2 separate regions of the Mus musculus genome follow, and region 2 is linked to region 1. The links are chromatin loops, found by intact Hi-C in ENCODE. Cell type or tissue: heart. All regions are shown on one strand. Each heading gives the region's core, and the rest is flanking DNA. Links, peaks and the distances in the headings are about the cores only.

Region 1 (11,353 bases), core at 1,713-9,712:
TACATAACACTCCATTAATTAAAACAAGGAACTTAGCTATATTTTGGGCTATTAATTTTTAAAAAATTGTATGTGTTACATTAAACATTTTTAGACTTTTACATTTTCCCTCTTTTGAGTTATTCCCTCAGTGCAAGGGCAATAGTGGTTTAAGAAATACGATGCCTGGGACTGGGGGGTGGTTCGATTGGTAATTAAACCCCCAGAACCCACATAATGTACTCAGATGTGTTTGTTATCCCAGTACTGGGGAGGCAAAGACAGGTGCATGAATCCCTGGGACTTGATGACCAGCCAGCCTAGCCTACTTGGTAAGTTCCAGGCCAGTGTGAGACCTCCTGTGGTTTGAGTAAGAATGGCTCCAATAGGTTCATTTATATAGGTGTGGCCTTGTTAGAGTGGGTGTGGCCTTGTTGGAGAAAGTGTGTCTCTGGAAGTATAGCTTTACATGTGGGGTTTTTGTTTTTTGACCTTTTTTTTTAAATTAAAAAAAAATTGGTATTTTATGTGGTATTTTGCCTGAATAGGTATCTTGCCTGAATATGTTTGCAGTGCCCATACTCCTGTGCATATGCATGCGTGACCACAGAGGCCATAGGAAGACATTGGGTCCCCTAGAACTGGAGTTCAGGCAGCTTTAAGTTGCTCTGTTGTTGAACACGGGTCCTCTAGAAATGTAGCCAGAGCTCTTACCCATTGAGCCACCTCTTCAGTCTCCCTGCTAGTTGTTTTCATTGTTGTTGTTGTTTGCTCTTAAATATTGAGTCAGTTTATGAAGCATTTCTAGGCTGCAGTTGACCATCTAAAGGAGACAATTTTGAGTATAATAGTGTCTAATTTCCATTTTCAATTCTCTGACTGTGACTGTGACACAACCCTTGCATGTTACAGAAGAGTGGGGCAGGTGGCACTAAGTGAAGATTATGTTTACATTTAAGGAGGTGTAGACCCAGGATGTACTTAGCATGCTACAGTCATCTAAAGGTGGTGGTCAGTCTTTGGGGTGTTGAGACTGTTTATCGCCCATCTGTCAGATCTGTGCCCAGACTCTTCTAGTTCTTATTAGATAGAGGTCTAATACGTCCTTATTCAAATGTGGGTGGTCCCCCTGTGTATCTGGAGTGGGAAGAGAAGAACAGATCTGTTCTCTACCCTAACTTAAAGCTGTCAAAGGACTTAGGTTCATTCAAGATTTTGAAAAAGCTAACTCAGGACCAATGCCTTGTATTCCTCATTAGCTGTGTCCATTTAAATAGGTTTCTAGTTATCAGGAAAGAAATTCCATAATGTTGGGTTTGTGGCACCAACCAGTGACAAGAACACAAAGCAAATCAGATGGCATTTCTTATTATGCCTAGGAGTATTTGAAACTCTTCTTCTCAAGCCATGTCCTGTCTAAACCATAGTGTAGACAAATACTAATACTACTACTACTAATAATAATATTAGTCCTCATCCATACTGTCATTCATAATGTTGCTTTGGGAAGTCTGGAAGGTGGTATTTTGAAGACACACAATGGAGGTTCTCTTCAACAACTTCAGTAACAACTTGCATATTTAAACTATACACAGTAAGGAACTCCTAGTACATAATGGATACTTGACTATTAGGGTAAGTAGTCTGCATTGTTTTTAAAGGATGCTTAAAGTCAAGGTTTAAGATAGTTAAACATTGTCTTTCAAGGTTCTTAGTAACTTCAGTTATTTTCATTTACAAAGTTTTAATAGTTACAGATAAGAGAGGGCCCACGGAGTTTCCCAGTATTCATCTTGTGTGTTTTTGTGTGTCTCTGTGTTACAAGATACAGTTTATTTATTACTTCAGCAGTTTCTAAGAGCTTCTAAGCATGTCTGCAGTTGTCTACAAAATACCACAGAAAAGGCTAGACACAGCCTGTATGTTTCTATGTTTCACCACTGTTTAATAGCTAGAGATGCGTTCACTGTCGACTTTGTGTGTGTGTGTGTGTGTGTGTGTGTGTGTGTGTGTGCGTGAGAGAGAGAGAGAGAGAGAGAGAGAGAGAGAGAGAGAAATTCCTTTGCCATTCTGCCGCATTTCTTTCCCTCTCCCAGATTGCTTCCACTCTGACACACTTCTATTCTGAAAGATTTCAGCATCGACTTCCTTATTTGGTCGCTGGAACTGCTCTTTGTCTCGTTCAAACATTCTGCTAAGCTTGCAGACTGCCTTCATCCCCGCCCCCTTGCCCACTGCTCCCCCTTCACTCACACACACACACACACACACACACACACACACACACACACACACACACACGTAGCTGGCTTCCACTGTTTGCTCTGACTCAGCCTTCTCTGAAGTTCATTAGCCAATCAGCCACCAGTTATGCCCATTTAAGGAGTACCTTCTGCAAATCAAAAGGAAAGAGAGTTTGGGAGGATTGTTACTCTGCAGCAGTCACTGGAATTCACCCCAAAGTGTGTATTTCACACCGCTGCTTTTCTCATGTAATAAGGTATGTATTAAAAAAGAAAGAAAGAAAGAAACCAACCCCAGGTAAACCGTAAAATAACCCAAACCCTCAATCCTTCTCACCCCAGGCTACTTAATTAAAGGTTAATGGCAGCATCCTGCCACTTAGCTCTGGCTGACAGAGTGTGATCTGGTTTGGTTTTCAACTTTCTCCATGCCAAATGTTCCAGCTAATACTTTAAGAAAATATGTAGCACAGGCTTAAGTGGCTCTGCCAACACATAAAGTAAAGGTCTGTGCTCCTAACCAAAGGAGACACATTTCCAATGAATTCTGTCTCCCTTGCTCTCTGGAGTTGAGAACAGCCAGGCATCCGAAGCAAGCGTGGAAGAATCCTTCCTGGCCTCTCAGCTTGGATGTGTATGGAAAAAAGCTCCCCGCTCTACATTCCCTATTTAAGAAAGAAGCTGCCCCAGCCCCATCCAATAAAACAGAGTAGTGTTTCCTTACGTATAAACAACCGAGAAATTCCTCCCAAGCAAGCACACAGCCTTTTGGGTCTTGGAACAAAGTGGCCGGTGGTATTTATTATGTCAAATAAACACATCATCCACACTGCAAAGGGGAACCTGAAACAATAAGCTGAACAAAGCAGTTTTCCAGCTTTTATTCCCTTAGCAATTAGCCTTTGTCTAACTGGACTGAAAAATTAAGAAGGAACAATATTTTTTTCAAAAGGTACCCTTATGCAATTAATATCCACAGTTTGTTCCCAAGGCTTGTTCAAAAACAAAAATAAAAACAAAAACAAAACACACACACACACACACACACACACACACACAAACACACACACACAAAACAAAACCAAAAAACCAAAACCAAAAATGGAGTTCACTTCCAGAGGCTAGAAACAAAAATATACAGGATATACTAAAGTTGGTATTATTTCTTATTTAGCCACCAGTAACGATCTTTTTTCTTCCTTTGTCCATTGTGGTAGTTGCTGAGGCCTCATTATTTGCCAGGCTTTGTGCTAGATGCTGCTACCAACACTCAAAGCTACCAGTCTGGTCATTGCACAAAGCATACTGAAGGACCCAGAAAGCATTCTTGTCCCTGTCCTGGTACCATAGTGCTTACCATGGTGAGTGATGTGGAAGCAGCAATTGGCTTACCAAGTTCTCAAAGTTTGTGCCGTGTTGCCCTTCTTTATTTAGGATACTTTGAGACGGGCTTGGATGAACTTTTGTTGGAGAAGACTCAGATCATTCTTGGCTGTAGACAGTGCATAAATGTACCTTCTGCAAGCTCAGCTCTGTGTCTGAGTACAGCCTAGTCCACATAGCAAGTTCCAGGCCAGCTAGGGCTACACATCGAGACCTTGTCTCATCTCACTGCGCATGTGCATGTACACACACACACACACACACACACACACACACACACACTCGTACTCAAATACACGCTTCCATTTATTTCTATTACTTATACCCTCAATGAGTCTCAGGTGTTTTACAGTGTGGCTTATGGGTTCAAATTTGTTTAAGTTTTACAACATATGAAACTTGTGAATTTTTTAACACCCCCACCCGTGTGTGTGTGTGTGTGTGTGTGTGTGTGTGTATGCAGACATGTACAGTGAGTTTGTATGTTTGTCAAAGTACTACCTTAGCTGTTTACTGTAGCCTCCCATCTGTTGGGACAGTCTCTGAGATTCACTGGTGCAGTAGGCCTGTGAACTCCTGGGAATTCTCCTGTCTCTGCCTCCTAGCTCACTATAGGAGTGCTGGGATGATGGAGGAACGTCACCACCTTTGGCTTTTACATGGGCTCTGAACTCAGATCATCATTGTTATACAGCACATTACCATTATGTCATCTCCCCAGTCCCAGGAAGTGGGGAACCTGTGCATCATTTTATTTCCTTCTACCACAGGAGCACCATACAGTTCTGCTAAGAGAAAACAGTGCTGTTCTAACTGGATGTGGTAGTATATGACTGCAATTCAGCTAAGACAGGAGGCCTATAATTTCAAGGTGAGCCTGGGCTAGACAAGAAATTCAGGGCTAGCCTGGACTATATAATGAACTAGTCTAGGTATAGGAAATATTGAAACTCTATGCCAGAAATATTGAACAGTGTCACCAGTATGTACTCAAGGTCTCAATCCTTGGGAATGATTAACAAATGCTAGCAAAACCCAGAAGGACAGACTGGAAACAACTATCTGTTGTTCCTTCATTTCATGCTGCCTCTTCGGAAGAAAGAGCTTACCCGTTGACTCTGTTTCTTCCATGCCTGTCCCTGGCCTTCCTCATCCTCACCTTGCCCTGAGCTTAGGATGACTCCAGGACACTGGGAGCTCACAGAGCAAGATGGAACGGAGGTGAGCAGTTCTCAGTTCTCATACCAACACCATCACAGCATCTTTCAAATGTCTCTGGCTGAACTCATCTCATTTTCTGCACATTACTGTTGCTTTGCTCAGAACCAGGTGAAGGTTCTCATGTCTTCCTTCTATTGTGCCTGGGTTCTCAGTAAAAGGTTGGACATGACATAGCTAGAGAACACAAATTTAAAAATCTAGGATTCTGGTAAAATCATAATAGTGTCTTTGTATCATCTTGCTTTAGCTTCAACTTGATCTTACAGTTATAGTTACGGGGGGAAGGGGGTGTGGATACTACCTAGATCTTCAAACATGAGGTCAGAAATATATCAAGATATATGCCAAAATTATTTTTTTCACAGGGATTGCCTTTTTTTCCCAAAGAAAAGGAATCTATACTTAAAGAGCCCCAGAGATTACATATATTTCCATGCTAGTGTTTCAACTGTCTATTAGCCTTTGGGAGGGCTCTCATTGCTGGGCTTGTCTTCAGAGAGACAAACATCTGGGCTGCTGAGACTAGGTGGGGAATCTATAATCCAAAGAAGGGAAAGGGGAGGAGGGAGGAAGGGTGAAAAGGAGGAGAGGAAGGGGGGGATACAGGAAGCGAGGAGGGGACGGGGTTGGGAAACAGGAAAACTTTTAATTCACATTCTAATTTCCATGCCTGTTTAGAAAGTCTCCAATTTTCTAATTTATACTCCAGGTTTTGATGGAGAAAAAAAAAAGAGAGAAAATGGTTGCCATATGCTTCCCCACATTTGTTTTAAATATGAAAATAAACACTCAGACACACATACAAACACACACACACACACACACACACACACACAAACACACACACACACACACACACACACTTCATCCTAAACCATCAAGTCAATGAATATAATTGAAAGCTGGCTCCTCAGATTTGACTCCGAATCTAAATACTCATCAAGGAATCCTAATTGAGAATCAGGCGTGTTCATAATGTCTTCACATTAAGTACAACTCACTTATTATTAGGAAAGGCTGTAGAGATGTCCCTTGAGATGGAATCTCTTTGTAGAGCAGCAAGCTGGGGAAGAAGATCGAGGAGCTGAAACCAATAACTGCAGTGTGTTGCAAGCATAGTCTCGAAACATCTGGCCCGCTCCAGATTGCTCTGGACAATTCCCTCAGAAATTCCTGCCAAGCTCTGCAGTCCAGAAATGCTGCCCTCTTTGTCCACACAGGCCAGTTCTGTCTGACAGTTGCCTGGGATGATATGTCTGCAAACGTGGCCCTGACCCTTGTAAACTAGTTACCTTTGCGAAATGGCAAGCAGAAAGGCTCTCTGAGCAAAACCTGTGGATACCTCCCAGTGATCTGAATTAACCCATTTCTAAGGAGATCAGCATTGGACAAAGGGTCTCGGGGAATCCTGGCCTGACGAGGTAACAGTCTGATGAGAGTTTTCTTGGAGGTCAACCTACTAGAACAAGAAGAGTTTCATCCAACTGTTCATTGACATGAGTGTTGCCAGTCCCTATACCCGGCTCACCTCATACCTTTAACTGTGAATACATGAACGTGTGTGCCTTACTTCTTGCTGTGTAACTTTTGGCTTTGTGCTTATCGTCTGGTAAGCCTCCTGAAGGAGCTGTGCAGCCAACTTTCCTTATCGTGAACTACTACTTTTTTTTTTTTTCGTTTATTTCATCACCTTTAAATTTTTTTTTTAATTTTGTTTTTATTGGAGACATAGCCTGGTTATGCAGCCCTGACTGGCCTGCAATGTCCAATTTAGATCAGTCTGGACTTAATCTTGGGGTCAGCGCCCTGCCCTTGCATGTAGCACGCTTGCCTGGTCAGCACTAAGAATTTTTAAAGCACAGCTTTAAAAGCTGTATCTCCCAATGTTTCTTTCACATTTTTTTTCTTGTCTTCTTCCACCCTTGTCCCTTGCTTCCTTACATTGCCTACACCAAAACTGACCCGAAAAGATGTCCAGAGGTTGCCAAGGAGCTAGTAGGGTTTGTTTGTTTGTTTGTTTGTTTGTTTGTTACTTTGTATCACCAGTAGAGTGGGTGGAGCTGCTTGCCTGAGTGGAAGACCACAGCTAGAAGGCAGCTGAAGAGTTCACGAGAAAGACTGGGAGCTGAGACTGCAGAAGCTGGGAAGAGCTGTAGGCCTGGACTCCGCAAGAGTTCAAGAGACACACCAACAACTACCATTTCTGGCTAGCCAAGAACGCCTGGGAGAGGCAGAGAGCCGAAGGCCCTTAGCATTTGAGGCTTGAGCTGTAAATTCAAGAGCCCAGGGCTAGTGTTACTCAATGTTTGCAGTGAAACTCCAAGGAAACAATCGACATAGTCCTGATTTGTATCTAAATAGAGCAGAAGGACCCTGGGCTGATGAGTAACAGCAACAAGAGATACAAGACAAACTTGAGGGCGGTGCTAGGTGAGGACAGGACTTTGAGCCCTCAGAAGAGGTGTATTTGGTGTAAAGACAACCCTCTTTTAAAGGCAGCCTTCGTTTAAGCCACTCCAACCATCCATGGTGTGTGTGTGTGTGTGTGTGTGTGTGTGTGTGTGTGTGTGTTTTCGAGACAGGGGACAGGGTTTCTCTGTGTAGCCCTGGCTGTCCTGGAACTCACTCTGTACACCAGGCTGGCCTCCAGCTCAGAAATCTGCCTGCCTCTGCCTCCCAAGTGCTGGGATTAAAGGTGTGGGCCACCATCGCCTGGCTGTGTGTGTGTTATAAAGGAAGTTACCTTGATACTCAGAGAAGCAAGGAAAACTCTAAGACAAACAACTATAATTTTACATGTAAATTCAGCCTTAGGATGGTTACAAATAAATGAATAACCAAAAGAAAAAAAAAAAAAAAGACAAACAAAAAACCCGGCAAAGAATTGTGTCAGACTTGGGAAGGTCTGGCAGGACAAACACAATCCTAAAAGAAGCCACCTTCAGTACAGGCCTCTGAGGATTAACATACTTTCCAAGGAACAGCAGCCACTTACAGTAAAATAATAAAACAATTGAAGTCACTACGGATACATGGAAATATGGTACTGTACGTGAGAGTAAGCAGAAGTAACAAAAGAAATGGACTCAAAAAACTTCCAATATTGGATTTTCAACATAGGATAATATTGTGGTTAGGGAAATGAGATGCCTTTGGAGGTGGTGTCTCATTTCCTGTTTTTCCTGTTTATTTCCTGGTTCAAAGGCTCTCATTCTGCTGATGTTTAATGTCCTTAGCTGAGGCCAATGCTAAACTCTGTGTCTGTCTAAGGCACTGCTGTTCAAAGCTCAGTGTTCAACACCGCTCAAAACCAGACCACTAGTTATCTCAGAAGCTAGTATATGTTATCCTGATGCTCTCATGGGCTTAAGTGAGGTATATGGCAGTGTTATATTACATATAAGGGATATGTTCTAGCGTTTCAACTGATCTTTGAGCTCTCAAAACTCTTTAATAGTTCTTTTCTTGAAATAGTTGTCTAATTAGATTCGATTGAATACCATTGTCACCTTGCTATAGAGTCATTCATGATATTCAAATGTTTGCAAAAGTCTGATATTCAGAGTTTCGTATTGTTCTCAAGTCTCTACAAAACCTTCAATTGGGTCAGCGTCCTCACTCTGCCTTGTAAGAGCCATGTTAGGTTCTAATTTGTACGTACATTTGTTTCCCTTCTTCTGGCCTTCTCTCTCTTTCTTTAGTTCCTGAGATGTTTTCTTACATTGTGTCTGGATGGCAGCAAGTTCTTCACTGACTGTGAGTGCTGAGAGGAGATATGTGGTGAGCTAGAGCCTTGACTACTAATGCCAGGCATTGTTTCAGGTACACAATTGAAAGAAAAAAAATGTAACTGTGAACGTTGCTGTGAAAATGTGCATATTAACATATGATTCATATATTTTCCTATGTTGTGATGTGAGAAAAGCAAATTAAATGAGAAGGGTTCATTTTATCTCACCATTTAAGGTTCAGTCCATCATTTCAGGGTAACCAGGGAAACAAGACCAGGAAGTAGCTGGTCGGACCACATCCGCAGTCAGGAAACAGAAAGAGATGAGTGCATGCCAGAGCCCAGCTTGCTCTCCTCATTTTATACAGTCTAGGATCCCTGTTCAGCAAATGCTTCCACTTACAATTAAGACTGGTCCTCCCACACCAATTAACTTAACCAAGCTAATCCCTGAGAAGCTAATTGCCCAAGTGACTTGAGATCCTGGGAAGCCAATAAGTAACGACCTAATACAATATACAAACACACAAACACACACACACATGTGCGCACCCCACCCCCCTTTGTTAATTGAAATAGATAATAAGCTCTAAGAAAATAGGATTGTCTTGAGATGTATGTATGTATATATATATATATATATATATATATATATATATATATATATATATATACATAAATATGAATGATCTGGAAGATGGCTCTGTGGGTAAGAATGTGTTCTGTGCAAGCATGGCAACTTCAATTTGAACCCGTAGTATCTGTATCAAATAGCCAATCTGGGGAGGTCTGTAACTACATTACTAGGAGTTACAGATAAGTAAATACTGGAAGGTCCTTAGCAGCCAGCAGGACCTAATATGTTCTGGTAAGTGAGAGATCCTGTTCAAATAGAATAAGGCAGAGAGAGAGAGAGAGAGAGAGAGAGAGAGAGAGAGAGAGAGAGAGAGAGAGAGAGAAAGAGAGACCCTCAGTGATAGGGATGTGCACCTGCACACTTCCATGCATGCAACATATGTACACTGCACACACCACACAGTGCACCCTCACACATAGGCACATACAATACTCTTATACTCTAATTGCTGCTTGACAACGATCGTTCATGTTAAGTGACTAGTGCATACAGTTGGACAAAGAGCACACATATTAATTTTTTACTGAAATTTTGGAGCAAAAGATATCAAGTCACCAGTGATGTGTTTATAAAAAGATAAAGAGGGGGGGCATATGTTCTATGGAGATGTAGTTGGGTATGGGGGGGAGGGGTGCCTTGGCAGGTCCGTGCTGAGGCATCCCTTCCCCATGAGGGACCAGCCACATGACCGTACAGTATAGAATAGAGTTTATTAAGGGTATGGGGAGAGGAGTTAAGAGGGTAGTAGAGGCAGAAAAAGGCAGAGAGAGAGAGAGAGAGAAAGAGAGAGAGAGAGGAAGAAGAGGAAGAAGAGAAAGAGGAAGAAGGAAGAAGGAAGAAGGAAGAAGGAAGAAGGAAGAAGGAAGAAGGAAGAAGGAAGAAGAAGAAGAAGAAGAAGAAGAAGAAGAAGAAGAAGAAGAAGAAGAAGAAGAAGAAGAAGAAGGAAGAAGAAAGAAGAAGGAGAAAAGAGTAGAGGCTGGCTATGAGCACATAGAGAAAGAGAGAGGACAGGAATGGGCAGAGGGCAGGAGCAGGAAGGGAAGAGCAAGAGCAAGAGCAAGAGCAAGAGCAAGAGCAAGAGAGAAGCAAGAGAGCAAGAGAGGAACAAGAGTACAAGAGAATGAGGAGGGAGCAAGCAGCCCCTTTTATAGTGAGTTGGCATACCTGACTGTTTCCAAGTAACTATGGGGTGGAGTTTAGACAAAACGCTAACAACTAGTCTCTAATTGTGTATGCTAAAGATGGTTGGAGACTTGATGATAACATGCTTGCCATTAACCTTTATTGATCATCTATTATACTGTAGTTGCTATGAGTCCAGATGAAAGGGCTTCAAATACAATAAACAACAACAACAACAACAAAATCACTGTTTGATAGGACCTCACAAGCTAGGGAAGCAGTGGCAAACCATAACCTCTCATGATAAAGTGCAGAGTGGAATAATCTATGAGAATATAAAAACAGGGCTAGGGGCTAGACAAAAGGCTCTGTGGTCAGGAGCACTTGTTGCTCTTGCAGAAGACCCAGGTTCAGTTCCCTGCCCCCATATCAGATGGTTTACAACCTCCAGTAACTCTGGTTTAAGGGAGGTCTGACTTTTTTCTTCTGGCATCCAGGTGGTATCTATGACAGGCATTCACATACAAATATAGAAAACAGTGACATCATCATCAACAACAACAAAATCTTTAGGACAAGCAAACAATTGATCAAATTTCTCAAAAACCAAAGTAACAGGGTCAACACAATTGCCTGAGTATCAAGGAGGAGAGAGGTGTCCAGGTTCACACAGAGGTCTTTGAAAGGGTGGGTGAGTCTGAGGTATGACAGGAGCTGGGGGCAAGGGCAAGGGCATCCCAGATCTGGAAAACACTAGGCAGAGAGGCTCGAGGTTGGGCAAGAACACTGCACACTTAGGACTGTGGGAAGTGGTTTGACACCCGACGGAAATCCAGGCAAGTTCAAGCATTGGATTAGACCAAGGACAGGGAAGAGTGCTCCAGGCCCACAGCCTTAAGAAAATGCGGAAGGAACTAAGGGAACATTCCCTACATATTTCCATTTTTACCCATTCTCATCTCTGTGTTTCCTTCCAATGAGTGCCAGAGTGGAGGTCTCCCTCTTCCTCCCCAGCAAAGCTTCTAACTAGCCCACATT
Region 2 (11,353 bases), core at 2,024-10,023, 140 kb after region 1:
CCATTTCTGTGTTCCTTTCTCTTACAATGGCCACATGTCTTTTTGGCCCTGCTTACTTACCATAGTCAGATAGAAATCAAGTCAGACCTATGGGTCATGGGGGCAATGCTGAAATAGTGATAAGGAAACTAGGTTGGACACAGCAAGCAAGGACACAGTGCTCAACTTACTGACTGCAGGATTCCAGTCTATAACCCATGTAAATCCTTGGGACAAAGTCAGTGTTGCCCAAATACTTTGAAAGATACTTAGTATCTAGAGAGCGTGTGCCCGATGTTGAAGCCTATGGGACTATTGGGCAACTAGTGCCCTCTCTGGAGACACCAAATGGTTTTGAAAGAATGACATCCAGGAAGCACGGGCTCTGGCATGAGGCAAATCTAGGTTGAGACACTAGTTCTGTCATTTCCTCCTATACGAGCCTGGGAAAGTTAGATGCTCCATCTCCCTTGGCTTCAGCTCCTTAACCAGGAAACGGGGATGATAACTACTGCTGTTGTAGGATTATTAAACAAAGAAGGAATTAAGTGTGAGGAAGCTCCCTGTCATGGCACTGGTATACAGGTTAACCAACACTGGAGGAGGGAAAAGTCATTAGGAGAAAATCTGTGCTTCTATTTCCAAGTTTTCGCTGAACCCCTGGGAGCGGCTTATGGGAACTCAATTGTGGGACATCTCTGATGCTTCAGGTAGCTTTATGGGGCCTGTTCTCCTAACAGGGTTCACTGGCAAAGGGAACTTTTGCTTTTCCGGTGGGTAACATTTCAGAGTGCATTCGCAGGACATGTTGGTTGTCTGGATGTGTAACTTGGTGCCTGTGTGTGCTGGTATTAAGGCAAGTCCCACCAGGTCTACTGTGATCCTCATATTATGCTAAACAGAAGACAGACCTTAGAGCAGCCCATCTTGGTGAACTGGCTGCAATAACTGTTAACACTGTTAAGCCAGTTTTGAGATGGCAAGTTCTCCGTAGCTTAATAGCAAAACCAAAAGAAAGAAAGAAAGAAAGAAAGAAAGAAAGAAAGAAAGAAAGAAAGAAAGAAAGAACCAACCAACCCTTATTGCTTCCTGTATATTATCCTCAAGTCAGACAATGCAATCTGGATAAGAATTCCACCCCAATGCAATTCTTCCACTGTGGTTAGCAAACTAGCCTGTTGTTTCTTTGTGTGGAACTTGACCTAATCACAGGTAGGGTGTAGAATCTCCCGTCATGCTCTGAGATCTTCTAATAAGTCATTTAGCATTAGTATTGTTCTATAGTCTTTCAAGTTACACACAGCATGTAACAGTTTCTTTAAAAACAATAACAACAAAAATACAAAATAAAAGCACACATGCACATGCATGCATGCACACGCACGCACACACACACCTTAAAGTTTTGTAAATTGACAGTATTCTAAGGCTATGAGGCTAGTCGGTATGGAGGCTCAAAACAGCCCTGTCTCTCCAGTCTCAAGCACTTTGTTTTCTTCTCCAAAAGCCCTCACATCTGCTAAAGGGACAACGAGGCACACGTCTGACAGCCTCTCAGGACACTTACGCTTGGAAATTTCTTTTCCGGGTGTCACAAGATAGCAGAGACCAAGGTGAGAGGGTAACACTTGGCAGTGCTATTTGCCGTCAAAGTTTATTTTTGTTTCCTGTCCAACAACCACAATCTGGATGTTTCTGATGAAGAACAGGAAGCGTCAAGTATGCTGTAAAAAAGACGCCCCACGCTTGGAAAAGGAATGCAGAAAGGAGCAATGATGGACCCTGTCAACACAAACTGGGAGTTCAACTCTGTTTCCATGTAAATTTTCAACCATGCTGTTAATCTGCTTTGATCTCAGGTCATTTCTTTTCTTCCAGACTTAACCTCCTTTTTGGTGAAACACTGCTAAACGAATCTGGCCTAACACATCTTGCTCGTTGTACCTGGAAGACCCAACTTTCTCTGGTAGATAGTGGGTTTCTGTTGCTATTTATAATTCATGGAACACTCATTTCTAGGTGCCTTAAGAGCATCACAGAACACCATCTTAAATATGTATTGTACCATACACACAACAAGATAACAAGGCACAGTTCATGCGAAGGAGTCAGCACACTCTTTGGTACCCAAGTAGGTACCCAACTATGTCTAGACCTCAGCCTTCTTTTAGTATATGAAAGCACCTGGATTGTAAGGCCCATTGGACAGGCAAACTTTATATGCCCCAGTACAGGGGAACGCCAGGGCCAAAAATTGGGAATGGGTGGGTAGGGGAGTGGGGGGGGGTGTGGGGGGGACTTTTGGGATAGCATTGGAAATGTAATTGAGGAAAATACATAATAAAAAAAATTATAAACAGCAAAAAAACCAAAAAAACAAAAAAACGTGCTTTTATCTTAGCGAAGGGAATTGAGGGAACCGGCTATCAAGACTTCTTCAGCATACATTGTAAGTGATACTAAGGTTGGTGTGCTGGCTACTTTTATGTCAATGTGATACAGTCTAGAATCATCTGAGAGTAAGGAGCCTCGATTGAGAAAATGTCTCCATAAGATTGGGCTGAGTAAATACCCGTAGGACATTTTCTTAATTAGTGATTGATATGGGCGGGCTCAGCCCATTGAGGGACCACCCCTAGGCTGGCAGTCCTGGGTCCTATAAGAAAGTAAGGCTGAGCAAGCCACGAGGAGCAAGCCAGTAAGCAGCACCCCTCCATGGCCTCTGCATCAATTCCTGCTGTCAGGTTCCTGGCATGTTTGAATTCCTGTCCTGACTTCCTTTGGTGATGAATAGTGTTGTGGAAATGAAAGGAAAATAAACCCTTTCCTCCACAACTTGCTTTGGTCATGGTGTTTCCTTATGGCAATAGTCATCCTGGAGTGGGACAGTGCTCATCACAGCCATGTTAACCCTTCCTAGGACAGTGTTTAATCACAACAATGGAAGCCTGACTAGGAGAGGGAGTGCTTGCAATTAAAGGGGCACCAGTGTAAGACGTCTGAAAGTCATCAGACCGTCCAGCATTCAGGATCAGGTCTAGTTTAAGGCATTGTTGAAAATGTATCCTGACTGGGAGCTACAGAGAAGCCCAGAATCAAGGGTCATTTATCTACAACCAAAATGGGAAGCCAAGGCAGAAAACTGAAAAGTTGGTAAACCTCAAGGGCTAGGGTTGCCAGTGTTTTAGACACTTGCCATGTAAGCATATTGACCAGAGTCCAGATCTTCAGAATCTTCATAAATGCTGGGTATCTGGGCAAATCAATTGTAATTTCAAGATGGGAAGGTAGAGACGGGGGATCCTTAGAGCAAGCCCGCTAGCAAGACTAGCCATTATTGGTGAGCTCTAGGTTTGACTGAGGGGAAGCTAACTCAATGAATAAGGTAGAAGAACACTGAAAATGATTCTAATAGCCACCTGAAGTTTCCATATGCATGTAACACACATATGAACTCTCTCTCTCACAGGTACACCTGTGCCTGGAAACATGCATACATGAACACATACACCACCACACACGCAAATAGAAAAAGACAAATCAAAAGGAGCCAAAAGCATATTTGACTCAGAAGAGGAGAGGTGGCTGGCTCTGAGAGCCACAGCTATGGACGCAGGGGAGCTGGGAAAGCCACCATAACTGTCTGGATTATGGGACTTTTTTTTTCTGCCTGATTGTGGTATACATAGTCAAATCTGTTGTACTTTAATGGGTCTGGCCTGGAAAAAGGGTTCACAAGTACGTCTACTGGCTCTTCTAAACCTTCTAAATATCCTGATAAAATGTAGATCCAGGCTGGGATACTGCTCCAGGCTAAATAAGCTTACTTGGGACAGTGCTTGCCTAAAATGTAGGAAACACTGGGTTTGGTCCCCAATACTCCATAATCCTACCATGGTGGTACATTCCTATAATGCACCTATCACTCTGGAAGTGGAGGCAGGAGGATTAGAAGTTCAAGGTCATCCTTCACTACACAGAAACCTAGAGGCCAACCTGGGCTCAAGTGAAGAGAAAAGGGACACCTTTCCAAATGCTGGTTAAAGAATCTGTATTCATTACTTTTGCAAAAATAAAAATAGAGTAAAATAAACTGTATTATTTCAGAGTTCCACTCAGGCTAGTAAATTAATATGTCTTGAAGCCTTGGTCCTAGTATCTGTATTTTTGATAAACATACTACTTGTTAGGTATTGGGATTTGGGGTAGAGGGCGACTGTTTTTTTAAAGTTCTAAGACTTTAAACAACTGTCACACAGTACAGCACGAGGCATGTAATGACAGCGCCCCTGAGTACTGTCCCTGTGTAGTCTTATGAATCACTTATTTCATTGAGCCTGAACTCTTCATCTCACACCTGGTGTCAGTGAATTCCTGTGTAAGAATTGTTGAAGATAATAAAGGAAAATGCCATTTCTAAGATCCAAATGTTTATAATGATCACATTTGGGGGCCAAAGTAGAATTTTGTAAACTTCCAAGACAAACCTGATTGAGTTTGTGATTTTAAACTTACCTATGTTGTAGCCTCTAACTACGAATGTCCTATAGGGCTCTTTGGTGCTCTATTATTCCATTCAGAATTTCTAACTTCATTTGATAGTTAACTGGAGTACCTGGTGGTGGGAGATGGACCAACTTGCTGATCCATGAGGGAGAAGAGCTGGAGGGGCTAGAAGTATTTGGGGGTCTGCTTTCATTAGAAGTAAATGGATACACTGTGTGGGACAGTAGCTGGTGTTAAGAATGAAGAAATAAAAGAACCATGATTAGAGTCCCCAATGGGTTGATGAATTAGAGAAGAGCAAGAGACAAAGGAAAAAACAGCTCAGTAGGAAAAGTTCTGGATGATCCTGGAGGAAATGATCATTATCACAAACACATAGGCAACGTCTCGCCAAACGAGGATAATAAGCTGAAAACGAGCCCGTGAGGTCCAGCCAGCACTTCAAACATGGCTGTATGTGTTGGCTGCACTGACTGAAGCACAGTTTGAAGGAACTGTGAGGCCCTTTTCACTTTAGCATACCTTTATGGGCCTTCCTTGTCCAGTGCTGGACTTCACAGTTTAAGAAGCAAAGAGTCCTTGGACTTAGTTCAACAGATAGAAATAAAGATGACGAACATCCTGGAGAAGAACCACTCTGGGAAAGCAGAAGGAGCTGGGGTTATTTAACCTAAAGAGAGGAAAGCTACAGGGACTCGACTCTTCTATTCCAAGAGCTAAAGTTGACAATCACCAGATGTTCTTGAGGAAAAAAGATGCGTAAGTCCAGCAGAAGAGTTTCACATAAAGCAAAACAAAGTCTTTCTTGTGAAAGTCTGTCCTTTGAATTTGCTCATGTGGAGAGAGAGGGAGAGAGAGAGAGATATTGATTGATTGATTGATTGATTTCCAAGTACTGGTCAAATAAGCTGCATTCACTTCTTTTGCATGGTTGCAAGCAAAATACCTGATAGAAACAACTAATGAGAGGGCAGATTTGTTTTGAACCGTGGTTTCAGTTCATCACAGTGGGGAGGGCAGAGCAGAGCAGCTCAGTTCCTTCTGTGGCAATAGGAACAGAGTTGGCTGCTCACAAGATGGTGGACCACGAAGTAAATGGCTTGGGGCTATGACCAGGAGTAGATAAAACCTTCAGAAGAACACTTCTAGGAATCTACATCTGCCAGGTAGGCCTCACATCCTGAAAGTTCTTGGAGTCTTGAAAACAGTGCCACATGTGGAGGACCAAGCCCTCAAAATTCAATCTGTAATGGACACTCTAGGTACAAACTCTAACAGGATAAACATCAAACTAGAATATGAAGATCATGAAAAGCAATAGCAGGTGAATTTGGAAGCTGTCCCAGGTCTAGGGCAGAGTTGTAGTTTGAGGCTAGGGAGTTAGCTTTTCTGTAATTCAGTTTTCTCATGTGTAAAATAAACATAACTGACCAGATGAATTCCATTGTCTTTCATGATTATGTAGATTCATATTCTGTGATATGGGAGAACAGTCTGATAGTTGTGGGTTAACATCCTAAAGTGTTCTGGCCACTGCAAAGAAACTAAGAAATGTGCTGAGAGATTTGGGCATTGACCCTAATATGCCATATATGACACCTGTTTGATGGGCTGATGTCATGAGAGGGCCAAATTGGAGAGAGCTACAAGGTCTTAGGGAGGAGTATCTGTCTTTGAGAGAAGGGTGAAAGAGAGAATGCAGTCCATTCCAGAGATAGGGGTGTGGGGAGCAGAAATGGAGGATGAGGAATACCAGGAAGCCACCTTGGAATGAGGACAAGGAAAGGAGGGGCTGTGGTGGAATTCCAGGATATACTGATTGGTTGGTGTGGATGTTGGTGTGGATGCAGAACTCATATGTTGAAAGTCTCACCTCCAAGATGATTACTAGGAGAAAGGAGCTTTTCCTCCTAGCGCCCTTATGAAAGAAGGCCAAGGGACCTCTTTAGTCCTTCCTCTATGTGCGAATATAATGAGAAACACCACATTATGAGCAGACCATTCATTCACTCACCATCAGGTCTTCCTGAATCTTTGTCATGGAGTTCCCATCTCAGCTGTGAATGATAAATTTCTGTTGCCATCCAGTCTGGGATATTTTGCTATAACAACCTAACCAGACTAAGACTGACTGAGATGAAGCTTTAGTTAAAGGACTGCAAAGATGTTAAGGAAAACAGATCTTAGTTAAAGGACAAAGCAGACCCTAGGTTATAGTCTAGACTCAAAATAGATGAGATCACTCCAGGGACTGTCACTTGTAACCAAGAGTGTCAGGGGCACTGTTCATGTAGGGAAAGATATTCACTTCTTCATAGTCCTAAAGGTTTGAAAGCACTGAACATTGAAGCTAGATAGTTGTTTTCTGTTTAGGTTGGGAATGGAATTGAGACAAAACAGGAAGAGATTATAAATGACTTTATAGCTTTAAGAAATGGCCTGAACCTGGACTCTTCCTAATGATGCAAACTAATTTTTATGTAGCCCATTGACCGTTATTCCAGGACTAATTTCTAAGGAATATCAAACATTAATGTGGGCATAGTTAGCCCATTTCATAGGTGAGTGGGTGAGGCTTAGAGTACATAGTGCTTACCTAAGCCAATCAGAGAGTTGTAATAGTGACTTACATCTGTCTGCAAAGTCACTGTCCTGCTTATAACATCAATTTCTTGGAAATGGAACAGGAAGGTCATGGACAAATGATTAATGTTTTGAAGATTATAGCTAAGATTGATGAGCAAGATATGATTAAGTCTGGTTGCTGGTCATTTTCTAACATGGTGGGTGGACTCTAACTGGTGGTTCTGGCTACTGAGAGCCATGCTGGGACACAAGGAAGACATTTTAAGGTGCTCAGAGGCAGCGTATTAAAGTGAAGTCCCTTCTCATTCTCTCTGCACCACATCCATCAGTACAAACCAACCAAGAACAAGTGGAGCATAGTGTCCTGCTTGCCCCTCCCATCAGATAAAGAGGGCTCTATCTCTTTGAACAGAAATGTTCCCATTCCTTTTTCAATCACCATATCCTCCAGGAGCCGTTAGTAATTCTAAAGCTCCTAATTCTCCCTGTCTTGTAATTCTTTCCTACCCATAAGGTGTGTTAGTGATTCTTTTACTTTAGATCTTGACAAAGTGTTAGTTATTATTATCATTATTATTAAGATGGGGTCTTATATAGCCAAGACTTGCCTTGAATTCTTTATATAACCAAGGATGCCCTTGAATTTCTGATCTTTCTTCCTCCACTTCCTAAGTGCTAAGATTATAGGTATATACACCATGCCTGGTTTATGCAGAGCCAGCTATTGAATCCAGGGCTTTGAGAACGTTCGGGAAGCACTCTACCAACTTGTAGAGAGAATATCTTATGCCTGTATGCATGTGGCACCGTCAACAGTAAAGCTGCATGCCTATGGCGTAGGCAGGAAATAGGAGGTGGAACACCTGAGAGGCAGAAAGGGTTCTGGGATAGTGCCAAGTGTGTCAGATTCACCCAGGAAGATGCGACAGAGTTCAGACACATGGTGCTTGAGCACAGGTAACCCGCTATGTGGCAGAATGTAGATTAGAATAAATGGGTTATTTTAAATCATGACCTAGTCAGAGAAGAGCCTAGCTGTATGGCCAAGATATTTGTAAATATATTTTAAGTCAGAGTCTTATTTCTGGGAGCATGGGGCTGGGAGGAAGACCCACCTAACTTTTATTACAACAGAGCCGCACCCTTAGCCCCTCAATGCTCACCTCTACTAAGGCAAGACCCAAACTTCAGAGAGTTCAGAGTTCCCACTGAGCACTGGCATGTCACTTTTTCTCATTCCTCACTGTGTTCTGTGTTTAGACACTCTCCTGGGCCAGGCTTCTTTCTGCACTTGGTTGTAAGAAAAAGGGCTTTATTTTCCTTTCAAAATAGTCGACAGAGGCCTGCTGGAAGTGAGGAATATGACTAAGTGATTTCTTAAAGTCCTTTCCAGCCAGTGATTCATCAGACACAGAATTTTAACTTGGACTGGTCTACTGGTATTCTGAGCCAAATGTCTCATTTCTGCAAATGAGGAGAGTGAGGTCTGTAGAGGTCAAGAGTTGTGGGGGGCTGCCTGCTACAGTGGAAAGAATATGGGACTTGACGTTTACAGAGGTCTGAGTTTGAGACCAAATACCAACAGTGACTTGCTGTGTGACCTTGAAAACATCAATAACCCCCGTACCTTACTCCAGTTTCCACAACTGTACAGTAGAGATAACGCCACCTTCTCTGTTTGCTGTCTAGTGTCAGCCTAAGGACACTACATCTAAGAACAGGATAAAACATAGTTCAAACCTGCCCCCTATGTTAAAATTTTAATGTAATCTGTCCAAGGTTACTTGGTGGCAAACAGAATCAGCATCTTCAGTTCCAGTGTCACTTAATTCTCATCATCCAGTATGTCTCCTCAATGTTTTTCCCATAAGCCATCATGCTAATCCGATCTCCATGTGCTTTCTTTTAAGCTGCTTACTGCACATAGGCCCCAACTGTAGGACTCCAGATTGGCTTAGCCAGACTGCAGAGCACCAAGTTGTTAGAGACATCTCAAGCAGCCTTCCATTATCTTGTAGTGATGGCTCTCAGATGCCAAGCTCATGATGGCCAGCCGATGGGTTGAGTTCCCAAGTGAGCTTTCTAGGTAGCTTAGCTTCTTCAACCAGATTCATAACATCAAGCCGGAACATGAGCGCTGTCTTCTGATTAGCACTGAGTGGACTACCAGGTTCGAGCACATACTTTGGATTAAAACAGAATGGATGTAACCAGCAGAATGAAGTAATACCAGGCATTCATACTGGAGAGAGATTTGGGAACTTGCTCGGTGGTGATAGCTGGTTGACAGCACCAATCTGCGATAGCTTGCTTAGAAGGGGGTGGTAGATTGATCTCACAAATGAAACATGGGTCCAAGGTTATGTGTTTCCAAGGACCACTAATGAGAAGAGGTCACTGGTCTCTGAGCTCATTCACCATTATTTGTGAATTAGGAAAGATTACATGTTTCGTTTGGCTCCACTATTAATCACAGGGTATACTGAATCCTCAGGAGGCTGACCCAAATCATTTCTTCCACTTATCAAGTAACATGTACCTCCACAAAGACATTCTGTGACCTTCTGTTCAACCTGCCTTTGCTTCTTGTGTAACTGATTCTCCTCCAGACTTAGTATTGGAGATCCTTCTTCCATATATTGGGAAGAGTGGGACTGCTTCTTTAACAATGAGCCAACGAGTGCAGCCAGCAGATTCACGTTCCCCTGTCCTTTTGAGCATGAAAAAGTTTAACAATTTCCAGAAATAAGGGGAAGGTCAAGCTTACAATCAATAGGGAATATTGCCTTTTGCCATGAGCCAGAAAAAAAGAAAAAAAGAAAAAAAAAACCTGAGGTGGGGGAGGGGCCACCTTGAGCCAGTTCAGGCAACAATTTCTATGTTAAAAAAGAAGTTGAAGTTGGAGCCATGTGGTCTCCAAAGTAGTAAAATATATTTTCTTACCCTACACTTCATGTGCCCATAACCTTCCTTTTAAATCATCTCTAACCAGCCTCAAATCACTCTGACCGCAAATCATTTGGTGGCTTTGGTCTCCAGGCAATGGAATGTGCTGGAGCAGACAGGGAGTCGGGGAGTAGCTACCAAGTGCGCTCTGAGGGAGCTCCCACCCCCACCCACCCTAGCCCCTACCCCCCAGGCGTATGGACCTCAGCAAGAGCCTTAAACGTTCTACACTGAGATAGCACATGACATCATAGCGCAATCATTCCAGAAACACACACACACACACACACACACACACACACACACACTCACACAAAACTGCAAGGGTTGCAGAACAGCAAACGCAATATGACACAAACCACAGAGGGCAGATGGAGCCCAAGAACAGTTTTCCTTATGAAAACATTCACAAATACCACAGGCAGACTGGCAGAGGCAGGTTTAATTACATTCACAGAAACTCATTGTGTCCATCAGCACCGCCAACTTCAGGGCTGACCAACGAATGGGAGGTCACTCACTGAGGCTGTCCTGGAAATGGGACAGCCAGGAGAGCCTGAAGTTCTATGTCCAGGTGTCTTAATGAGCACGTGAGGAGTAGAGTGGACCCAACTGTAGCAAATGCTCAATAGCCCTTGACGAGAATTCTAAGGGACCCAGAGCTTTGTAGTAACCTGTCTTTAAATGTATAACTGAGGAGTTAAGAACAGCCCAAGGTGTGAGAAATCAATTATTCAATTCATGATTAATTTACGAGACACTTAGCTAAGCTGTCCCAGGCACAAATAAAGCTCTTGCGACTGCCATCTGCTGTCACATCAGAAGAGCCGGCCGTGTGTGCTGCAAGTGCAACTGGATCTTTGCTTATTTTTATTTATTTATTTAAAGGAGCTTTCAAAGCGTTAAGTATACAGTCTTTGGAGGGATGGTGAATGCATGAGCGAGCGAGCCTGTAGGCACCTCTGGGAAACAAAGTTTAACATACACTGGCTAAGTATGATTAAGGCTTGAGAGGGAAACATGTTCCAAATAAAAGTGCTATTTTAGTGTACCTAGCTATCGTTTTACTGTTTTACAGCTGTTGCTAAAGTGAGCATTTTCAAGGAGGCTCTGCAGAACTTCTAGGAGACAAGAAGGATATGTTTAAATGGCCCCCCGAGAACTTTCTAATTTTAGCCCTACAGAATCATCACTGCCAACTCTAGTCAAGGTAGATTTGTAGTGGGAGGGGCAAAGGACCCAGAAAAATCAAGAAACAAACAGACAAACTGCAAACAAACACTGTCATGTTGAAGGTAGGTCTTGTTCCTTAAGGGACCAGGACAAAGAAGCATAG

Evidence for each region. Hi-C counts contacts between places; a loop is a spot of excess contacts. Peaks named below come from ENCODE experiments on the same cell type or tissue, not always from the same donor. Only the 100,000 strongest peaks of a DNase experiment are listed, where the experiment ranks them.
Region 2: it touches region 1 in a loop (2.4-fold over the local background); 1 of 42 quality-filtered maps calls a loop at or near these places.

What each region holds. Positions count from the first base shown.
Region 1 is chr8:61,604,749-61,616,101 of GRCm38, forward strand. The region is part of intron 10 of Palld (palladin, cytoskeletal associated protein); the gene reads right to left. Among named protein-coding and RNA genes, the nearest start is that of Gm35254, 10 kb to the right of the region's middle. In heart, for the core only: no CTCF peak of the experiment used is centred there; DNase peaks (open chromatin) are centred at 2,233 and 5,973; H3K27ac peaks cover 1,701 bases.
Region 2 is chr8:61,746,924-61,758,276 of GRCm38, forward strand. The region is part of intron 2 of Palld (palladin, cytoskeletal associated protein); the gene reads right to left. Among named protein-coding and RNA genes, the nearest start is that of Gm51576, 67 kb to the left of the region's middle. In heart, for the core only: no CTCF peak of the experiment used is centred there; no DNase peak of the experiment used is centred there; H3K27ac peaks cover 55 bases.